Linked DNA regions of Homo sapiens: region 2 is linked to region 1. A link is an interaction called in ENCODE POLR2A ChIA-PET data of the cell type or tissue named here. Cell type or tissue: Panc1. All regions are shown on one strand. Links, peaks and the distances in the headings refer to the core of each region. The heading gives the core; the rest is flanking DNA. Region 1 overlaps PPM1E (protein phosphatase, Mg2+/Mn2+ dependent 1E). Region 2 holds the start of PPM1E (protein phosphatase, Mg2+/Mn2+ dependent 1E).

Region 1 (4,396 bases), core at 230-4,229:
AAACACAAAGTATGATCTGATCACTGTCCATTTGTTTTTGTGGGCTGGTTGCTGAAGGGTCAGAGTTCTGTCTTCATGTATAGTCTGGTCATTGTCCATTTGTATATCCTCCAGTCCCTTGCTACTAAAAACAAAAATGACAGCCACCTGGGAAACACAGACCCCAAACACGTGGGAGCAAGTGTTCCAAAGTGGGGAAGTTGAGTTTCCATTTATATAGGCAGTTAACAGGGTTGTAACATTTTTCCATACAAGGTCAGTCCATATGTTATATGTTATAGTTTGTTACATTTCAAGGAAGTGATTGGTTACAGTTTGTTACATTTCAAGGAAGACTGCCTTAACATTCAGTGATCGGGGTGATAATTTGAAGAGATCTTGAGCTACAAGGCTTTTCCTAGTCATTTACAGTAAAAGCAGAACTTGCAGCGGCATGCTACTGGCTCAGGTCATAGAACCACATTCCTCTCAAGGCTCAAAATTATCTAAAATTCTGCCAGCTTTAAATTTGAATTACTCAGTTTCACACCATCATAGGCCTAAGCTCACATTTTATTCAAAACAACTTCAATGTAGTATAGATAAATTTTCATAACTCTTTGTAAGTTGATATGATTTATCTCTTTAATATTAACGAAATTTAGGAATTACCTTCTGATGTTTGCTGCATATATATGCACAGATTGATGGCAAATATTTTATTGCACTATTTAGTTCTGTATTATACTATCAACATTACTGTTTTTCTAAAATAAAGCAGAATCTTTTCTTTGTTTTAAAATGATCTCAGTTCCCAAGGAAGAAACTACACCAATTTGAGTCTGAAATATCAAACATTGAAGAATACAAAATTTATTTTCTAAGCAGTGAAAAACCATGTATCTAATGAAGCAAGTTGGTTCAGATGGTGTAGCTGGCAAACAGGACAAGAGCTACGTAGAGGTAGCAAGACTGAAACTTGATCTTGGTTGGAATGGAACAAAATGCTCATAGTATTATTATTATTATTATTATTATTATTATTATTATTATTATTTTCGAGTCAGGGTCTCACTTTGTCACCCAGGCTGGAGTGCAGTGGCACAATCATAGCTCACTGCAGCCTTGATCTCCCAGGCTCAAGTGATCCTCCTGCCTCAGCACCCCCAAGTAGCTGGGACTACAGGTCCGCACTACCATGCCCAGCTAATTTTTTTTTTTTTTTTTGTAGAGATGGGATTTTGCCATGATGGCCAGGCTGGTCTTGAACTCTGAGCTTAAGTGATCTGCCCACCTTAGCCCCCCAAAGGGCTAAGATTATAGGAGTGAACCACCGTGCCCGGCCTAGTGTTAATTTTCTTTTTGCATGATTTTTACACTACTATGAAAATAAGCAAAGTCCACCCAAATGAGAACCAACAGAATTCATTTATTGAAATCTTGCTATAACAAGGAAGTCAGCCAACATCGCTTTCGTTGGGCAGACTCAAAAACGAGTAGGCAAGTTTTATAGTGAAAAAAATACGTTAAGGTATGATCTAATTGGAGGTTGTTGGCATGGAGAAGTTGAAGGCCAGCTATCTAAAAGCAGAGCATCTTAGGGAATTAATTCAGGAAACATAGTTGGCTTTCTGTGGTTGGCCTTGAGTTGAAATCATGCAGGGGTTGGGGCACAAAAATAGAGAAGCTGGTAGTCATTGATCAAATCCTCGCTGTCCTGGGGTGATTGCTGCCAAGATTGTAATTTGGATTTGCAGGCTGGTTGCTGAAGAGATTGTAGGTCAGAGTTCTATCTTCATGTATGGTCTGGTCATTGTCCATTTATATATCTTCTAATCTCTCACTACTGAAGAACAAATAAAAATGATTTGTGTTTTATAATTTTATGGAAGAATATATTCATGTAGCTTTGAGAGATTTGAAGATTCTAATAGTTACAGAAATCTTCCCAGATGAAAATTATATTTTATGTCTGAGAATATAAGATGAATTATGTTTATACTGTAAGATATCTTTGCAAAGTTCTTGTTACAGTAGAAGTAGATTCTGGACCTCAAAGATATATCAGTTACAATAATAATATGTACTTATGGGGTCTTTTGAGAAATTATAACCTGGTTTGTACTACCTCAGAAAGATTGAGCATTTTCTCCATGACTTATTGGATAATTGGGACTTTTAAAGATGTAAGAAAGAAAGTTACTGGTATATCACCACTGGAAACTCCTCACATTGCAATTTTCTATAGAGGAAATTTGTTGGCTGTGATGAATATTATATTTAAGTTTCTACAGTTTTTTAAATTAAATTTTTATTTTGAGAAATTTTCAAACAGAAATATTTTATATAAAAATTATACAGCATCAATAGATAAAGCTGAAGTATCCTTTATCCTCTCCCCTCCTGCCCCATTTTCTGTCCCCTTTCTTCCTGTAAGAGGCAACCTCTCATGAATTTGGTGTGTGTCCTTTTAACTCATAAAATCATTATTTCTAAAAACAATGTAATTGCCCTTACTTGGCTAATTATAAACACAAATATGGAAGTTTTGAAAGACTTACTTTCTAGATTCTTTTAGATTAGTAAATTATTATAATAAGCCTGAAAAACAGAACATTATTCACCAAGTAATTCAACCAAGTAACATATATTCTGTGTTAAATAGCATATTGTCTTTGTATTGGTATTAATGTATCTAATTAGTGGCAGGCATCTAGGTCTCTCAAGGAAGGAAGAAGGAGAATTTGGGGAAAAGAACCAATGAAAGAAAGCACAGATTGACACTTTGAGAAATGTGTAAAAAATGAGTCAGAGGTTTTTCTCTTGATCTTGGCTGAAAGTATAGCTAGGTCTCAAGTTTGCTTTGATCTTTTTTTGCCTGGCCCTTACAGAAGCAATGCTTTTTCTTTGTTTCAAAATGAATGGGCAAATATATATACTATACTTGTCAATCTCAGTGTTTTAAGTATTGCCAATTTGACACCAATGTGGCAGAACCAAGTTCAATTTGTTAAGAGTTTAATTTATTCTCCAAATATAAGTTGCTTCTGTTTTATAAATACCTACATAAAAAGCTTAAGTCCCAGCAATAATTTAATAAAATCCTATGCATCTTGTTTTAAATACTCCTGTGATTCACAGACAATCACAGTTGACTGAACAAAAACCTATATTTAGTAACTATTTGAAAGGTACTGTAATTAAGTCTGTTTTAGTTCTAATCATTACTAACACCGTGGATAATGCAGGAAAGGGGGAAAACACAGCTCATCAAAGAAGAGACCCATGAGATGGATATAGCTAGTTTAATCATAGTAAAAAAATCCCAAGGATGTTGACACATCTGTACTATCATTAATGAGAGATATAGTACAAAGACTTCATCTGAAAAGGATGACTTCATGGAGTATCAATGACTTTACATCTCTTCAAAGGATAAAAAGGGTTTATGTTTTTCTGGTGCCTGAATGTTTTAACTTGTTACATTGACTGCATGATGAGTACTATGGTTTGTGATTTAAATGTATTATGAACATAATTTTTTCTTTGCATCTAAAATTTTGTTTTTGGCTTAAGGAAGAACCCAAAATGCTATTCATTCACTGGTAGTATATCTGTGATTTGTAGCATGTTCTATAAAATTTCATCTCCAAGGATAAAAATTTTCTTATATTTGTACATAAATAAAACTTTTGTGAGCTTGATTAATTTTTAAAGGAGTTATACTTTTGTTATCCTTAACTTTTAAATTGGAGTATTTTCTTTGTATTAATAGGCAGAAGACTATAGCCTTAATTTTATCAGTAGGTTAGGAAGCATTTTCCTATATTTAATCTCTATATTGCTTTCAGTTTTTGGCTTTCTTGAGGATAAACAAAATGTCAATTACTAGGGAATTCTACAATCTGAGAGTGATAATTTGAAATCTGTTATAATGACATAAAGATTTATTTTTTGATATTTTTATAGGAAATGGAAATACTGGCAAACTAAAAATATTTGTTTATGGCTACTTGTTATTTCTAATCCTCTTCCTAAAATGTAAGGAATTAAAACTTGAAAATTTATTTATGGAATGGTAAATTAGAAACTGATAGTAAATCAGAAGACTGACGATAATTAAAACATTATAATATTGGGAAAGTAGCTAAAGAAGACCTTGGAAAATTATTATTAGATGTCTTCAGGAAGTGGCTGTAAAAAATATACCTGTCAGTTGACAAATGTGCATTTTATTTTATTTTTTTTTTGAGACGGAGTCTGGCCCTGTCCGCCAGGCTGGAGTGCAGTGGCGCGATCTCGGCTCACTGCAAGCTCCGCCTCCCGGTTTGGGGCCATTCTCCTGCCTCAGCCTCCCGAGTAGCTGGGACTACAGGCACCCGCCACCACGCCCAGCTAATTTTTTGTATTTTCAGTA
Region 2 (4,396 bases), core at 225-4,224, 120 kb before region 1:
CAAAGCTACTTTGTCAAATGGATGCAATAGGATCCATATTGATCTTTGTGAAGGAATATCTTTATTAATATAAGCAAACACGCCTCTCACTTATAGTAATGTAGAGGTGTGGGCTTTTTCTTTTAGTAGTATTGTTTCCCCAACATATATCACTTTCCTTTGAAATGTGGGCTGAGTCATAAATTAATGTCACAAATGAGGGAGGCAACTATGTTACAAAGTAGGAAGGCGTAGATATGAATTGTTACAGTTGACAGCTAAGTACTCTTGAACTAAATGTCATTATGTCAAATTCTGAGATATTAAACAATTGTTGAAATGTAAAATTGTGGACATTTAGGTTTGCAGCCTAAAAAGTTTTGTCAATCTTTTCTAGACATTCTGAAATGGAAATGAACAGGTGGATTGAAAACAAAGACAAATGAGGAGTTTAAAGACTTTCTTGGCACCTCATAGAGAAGTTGCTCTACGCTGGTTATGTTTTAAACAAAACACATATAAATACATTCAGCATTTCTGGAAACAGATTTATTAGATCTTTCCATTTACCTTTGGGAAAAAAATATAGAGGACTCAAGGCAATTATTCACTATATTCTTTCTATCATGTATTATTTAATCTCAAGCTAGGAGAGGAACTCTGTTTTACATGATGCCATAATGTACATTAGTGAGCTCAACCCACTTAATCTTAAAATAACAGTATCAGGTCAGGGATTTAGAATACAGTATTATATGAAAACAGTTGGCAGAGAGACTCCCTCTTCTGCCATTAATAACTGGAAACGATATTTCAGACCCTAAATCCAACTGAAACCCAGAAACAATACATGGAGAGGATGGGGTGGATAATTTGTGAGAACATGTTTTTCAAAGTAGAGAAAGAATCACTATGTTTTTGCTGAATTATATGTTGCCATGGACATGGCAGTTTGCAGTAATGATGCTATCATCTATACAGCTGTATAACAACACAGCTTCTTTCTCTCCCACTCCTTCAGTAAGGCTTAAAAATAATAGGTTTGTGTGTAGTTTGGTAAGAAAATTAGAATCACTTAAAGTCATTTCAATTCCAACCCAAGAAAGAAAAAAAGAGACTTGGGGGGATGGGGAAGAAGAGCAAACAAAATGTAGAAAAAATACATATTATTGGCCGGGCACGGTGGCTCACGCCTGTAATCCCAGCACTTTGGGAGGCCAAGGTAGGCGGATCATCTGACATCAGGAGTTCGAGACCAACCTGACCAACATGGTGAAACCCTGTCTCTACTAAAAAGACAAAAAAATTAGCCGGGCGTGGTGGCACATGCCTGTAATCCCAGCTACTCAGGAGGGTGAGACAGGAGAATCGCTTGAACCCAGGAGGCAGAGGTTGCAGTGAGCCGAGATCCTGCCATTGCACTACAGCCTGGGCAACAAGAGCAAAACTCCGTCTCAAAAAAAAAAGAAAGAGAAAAGAAAAAATACATATTATATAATGAAGTATAATATGCATTATGCAGAGACTAAAGAGGGGAGTCTTGGTTGCCTGAAAACTAATGGGTAAAATCCATTGAAGTGGGTGAATCCAGTGAAAAGACCTGGATTGAGTCCTTGTTGCATCCCTTGCATGTGACCTTGAGCAAAGTCACCATGTCTTTAAGGCTGTTTTCTCACCTATAAAATGGAATAATTGGCCGGCGTGGTGGGTCACACCTGTAATCCCAGCACTTTGGGAGGCTGAGGCAGGCAGATCACCTGAGGTCAGGAGTTTGAGACCAGCCTGGCCAATATGGTGAAACCCCGTCTCTACTAAAAATACAAAAGTTAGCCGGGGGTGGTGGCAGGCCCCTGTAATCCCAGCTACTTGGGAGGCTGACGCAGGAGAATCACTTGAACCCGAGAGGCGGAGGTTGCAGTGAGCTGAGATCGCGCCACTGCACTCCAGCCTGGGTGACAAGAGCGAGATTGTCTCAAAAAAAAAAAAATCATAACGGTAACGTCCTATACCTCAAGGGACTGTGGTAAGAATTAAAAGGGTGAAATCAATGTGTAAACTATGAAGCCCAATAGAAATAAGGTGTTATACAGACAATTGCACTATTGAATCTCCGGAGACAGAGTTGAGTTAAGGAAAAATGCACTTTCGGAAAGCTTTGGCGACTGAACGACCTGAGTTCTCCAACGCCAAGGCTGGAAGTTTGGAGACCTTGAAACAAGTAAATTACCATTAATATCATAATTTTCAGTTTCCTTTTAAGAAATGAGAGTAACACCACTTTCTTCACAGAATCAAGTGAGAGAGAACCTATGCAAAGGAACTTATCACTTGGTAGGTATTTGAAGCTCCCTCTGCCTGAAAACTACTTATTCAAAGACTGCAACAAAAGGTGTTCACAGTGTGGTATCTTTCAAAACATACGCTAAGGCAAGGAACAGATAAGGAAATGGAAGTACATCCAATTGGGATCCAAGCAACCCAAGTGGGAACCAACAGCTAGACTTGGAGATGTCTTAGCTCACTCTTAACCACGTGAGGGTAGGGTATCCAACCAATAAAGACATTCAGAGTTGGAGAGCGGGCGAGTGGAGTGTCCTTTAGACTCCGCGGACTCGACGGGAGGGACCCTGCAATGCTTAATTAGAACCGGTTGCCATGGCGACAGTCTCTAGGCAGCGTGGGCTGAGCTCTCCGTAGGAATAAAGGGTGGGCCGCCGCTGGACCCTGCGCGCGCCCGCCACCAACTTTCCCTCCAGATCCGAGAGGGGCGGCGCGCTCCGCCCCCGGGCCGCGCACGTCGGTGCTCGGCGGCGCGCACGCCTGCGGGAGCCCTCTCCAGGCAACCTAGTGCTGATCGCTCGTGCCGGTGCGGCCGTTAACCGCCCTTGCCGGAGCCCTAGGCTCAAAAGCAGCCCCTTACCCTTCCTGGGCTTCCCCCAACCCCTTTCCCGGTCTGCCCTGGGGCATGAGCAGCGATGGCCGGCTGCATCCCTGAGGAGAAAACTTACCGGCGCTTCCTGGAGCTATTCCTGGGCGAGTTTCGCGGACCGTGCGGCGGCGGCGAGCCGGAGCCGGAACCCGAACCCGAACCCGAACCCGAACCCGAGTCCGAGCCCGAGCCCGAACCTGAACTGGTAGAAGCTGAGGCGGCCGAGGCTTCGGTAGAGGAACCCGGGGAGGAGGCGGCCACGGTAGCCGCGACGGAGGAGGGGGACCAGGAGCAAGACCCGGAGCCCGAGGAGGAGGCGGCGGTTGAGGGTGAGGAGGAGGAGGAGGGCGCGGCGACGGCGGCGGCAGCCCCGGGGCACTCGGCCGTGCCGCCGCCGCCGCCCCAGCTGCCGCCTTTGCCCCCGCTCCCGCGACCGCTGTCAGAGCGCATCACCCGCGAGGAGGTGGAGGGCGAAAGCCTGGACCTGTGCCTGCAGCAGCTCTACAAATAGTTAAGTAGCTGGGCTTGGCTGGTGGTGGGCCCGCGGTCCCCACCGCGCCGGCCTCGGACGCGGCTCCCTCGGCCCCTCAAACTGCTCTCTTTTCTGCTCCTCTCCCCCGCACCCGCGCCTGCCGCCGCTGAAAGCGCCCCCGCTGCTCGGACCCGGGCGGTCGGCTGAGAGCTGCCCACGCCCGCCTCGGCCCCCACGCCCGCCTCGGCCCCCACGCCTCCTACCCGGCCTTGAAGCCGCTCTCCTGAGCCCCGGCGCCCTCCCGCCGGGCCCGGGCCCCTCATCCCCTTTCACCTCGGCCCCCAGCTTCTAGCTCCACTTCACGCAACCTTTCCCTTTCCTGCCTGGAAAGGTCCTTCCTCCCAGGCTTGAGCTCCCTCTTCTTCCCAGATCCCTTCTTTCTCCGGGAGGTTTCCTCCCACCCCAGTCTGTCTTTTCCCGGGCTGAGTGCCTTGTTGTTTGGCGGCAGAGACGCGACTCCTTTCTAGACTGAGCTGCGAGGTGCCTCCTGCGTAACTGCAACAATGATGGTTATACCGGCCCCGTATCCAGATGAGAGAATGGAGTAGATTTTCCGTCAGGTGCTCAGTGTTGAAAGTGAAGGGCTTTTTAGATGTTTTCACACAGGGAAGCCTAGTCTCTTAGTTTAGACATTTGACATTCCATAATTGAGGGAAGTGGGAAGGAATTGAGAGGGAAGGGTAAGCAAAATTTTGCAAGCAAGCCTTCGGGTGAAAGAGCCATAATTCATTAAAGTGGAAAAGTCAGGCTGTTTTGATTAAATTGCAATTAGGTGCAGTATTTTCAGTCCATTAAGTAGATGGGATGGGGTGGGGAGAAAGCAGATGGCTTAGCTACACAGATGAAAGTCTAAAATAGAAAGGTCAAGGCTTTGCCTTTCATCCCAGTTCTGGTTTTTATAGGCCTGAAATAGAAACGGTTTACAATTGCGTTTCTCAATGGAATTGTTCCGAAAT

The links. Peaks named below come from ENCODE experiments on the same cell type or tissue, not always from the same donor. Only the 100,000 strongest peaks of a DNase experiment are listed, where the experiment ranks them.
Region 2: POLR2A ChIA-PET joins it to region 1 with 8 read pairs; 4 of 35 experiments call an interaction of 5 or more read pairs at or near these places.

The regions. Positions count from the first base shown.
Region 1 is chr17:58,872,573-58,876,968 of GRCh38, forward strand. All of the region lies in intron 1 of PPM1E (protein phosphatase, Mg2+/Mn2+ dependent 1E), which reads left to right. Among named protein-coding and RNA genes, the nearest start is that of PPM1E, 120 kb to the left of the region's middle. In Panc1, for the core only: no CTCF peak of the experiment used is centred there; no DNase peak of the experiment used is centred there.
Region 2 is chr17:58,753,044-58,757,439 of GRCh38, forward strand. It overlaps PPM1E (protein phosphatase, Mg2+/Mn2+ dependent 1E), which reads left to right and starts at 2,811. Exons shown (of 7, transcript NM_014906.5): 1 at 2,811-3,418. The coding sequence starts at 2,955. It overlaps LOC105371843 (a long non-coding RNA gene), which reads right to left and starts at 3,067. Exons shown (of 3, transcript XR_007065866.1): 1 at 2,988-3,067. RefSeq lists silencers at 2,630-2,819, 2,819-2,967. In Panc1, for the core only: no CTCF peak of the experiment used is centred there; a DNase peak (open chromatin) is centred at 2,448; H3K4me3 peaks cover 1,931 bases; H3K27me3 peaks cover 139 bases.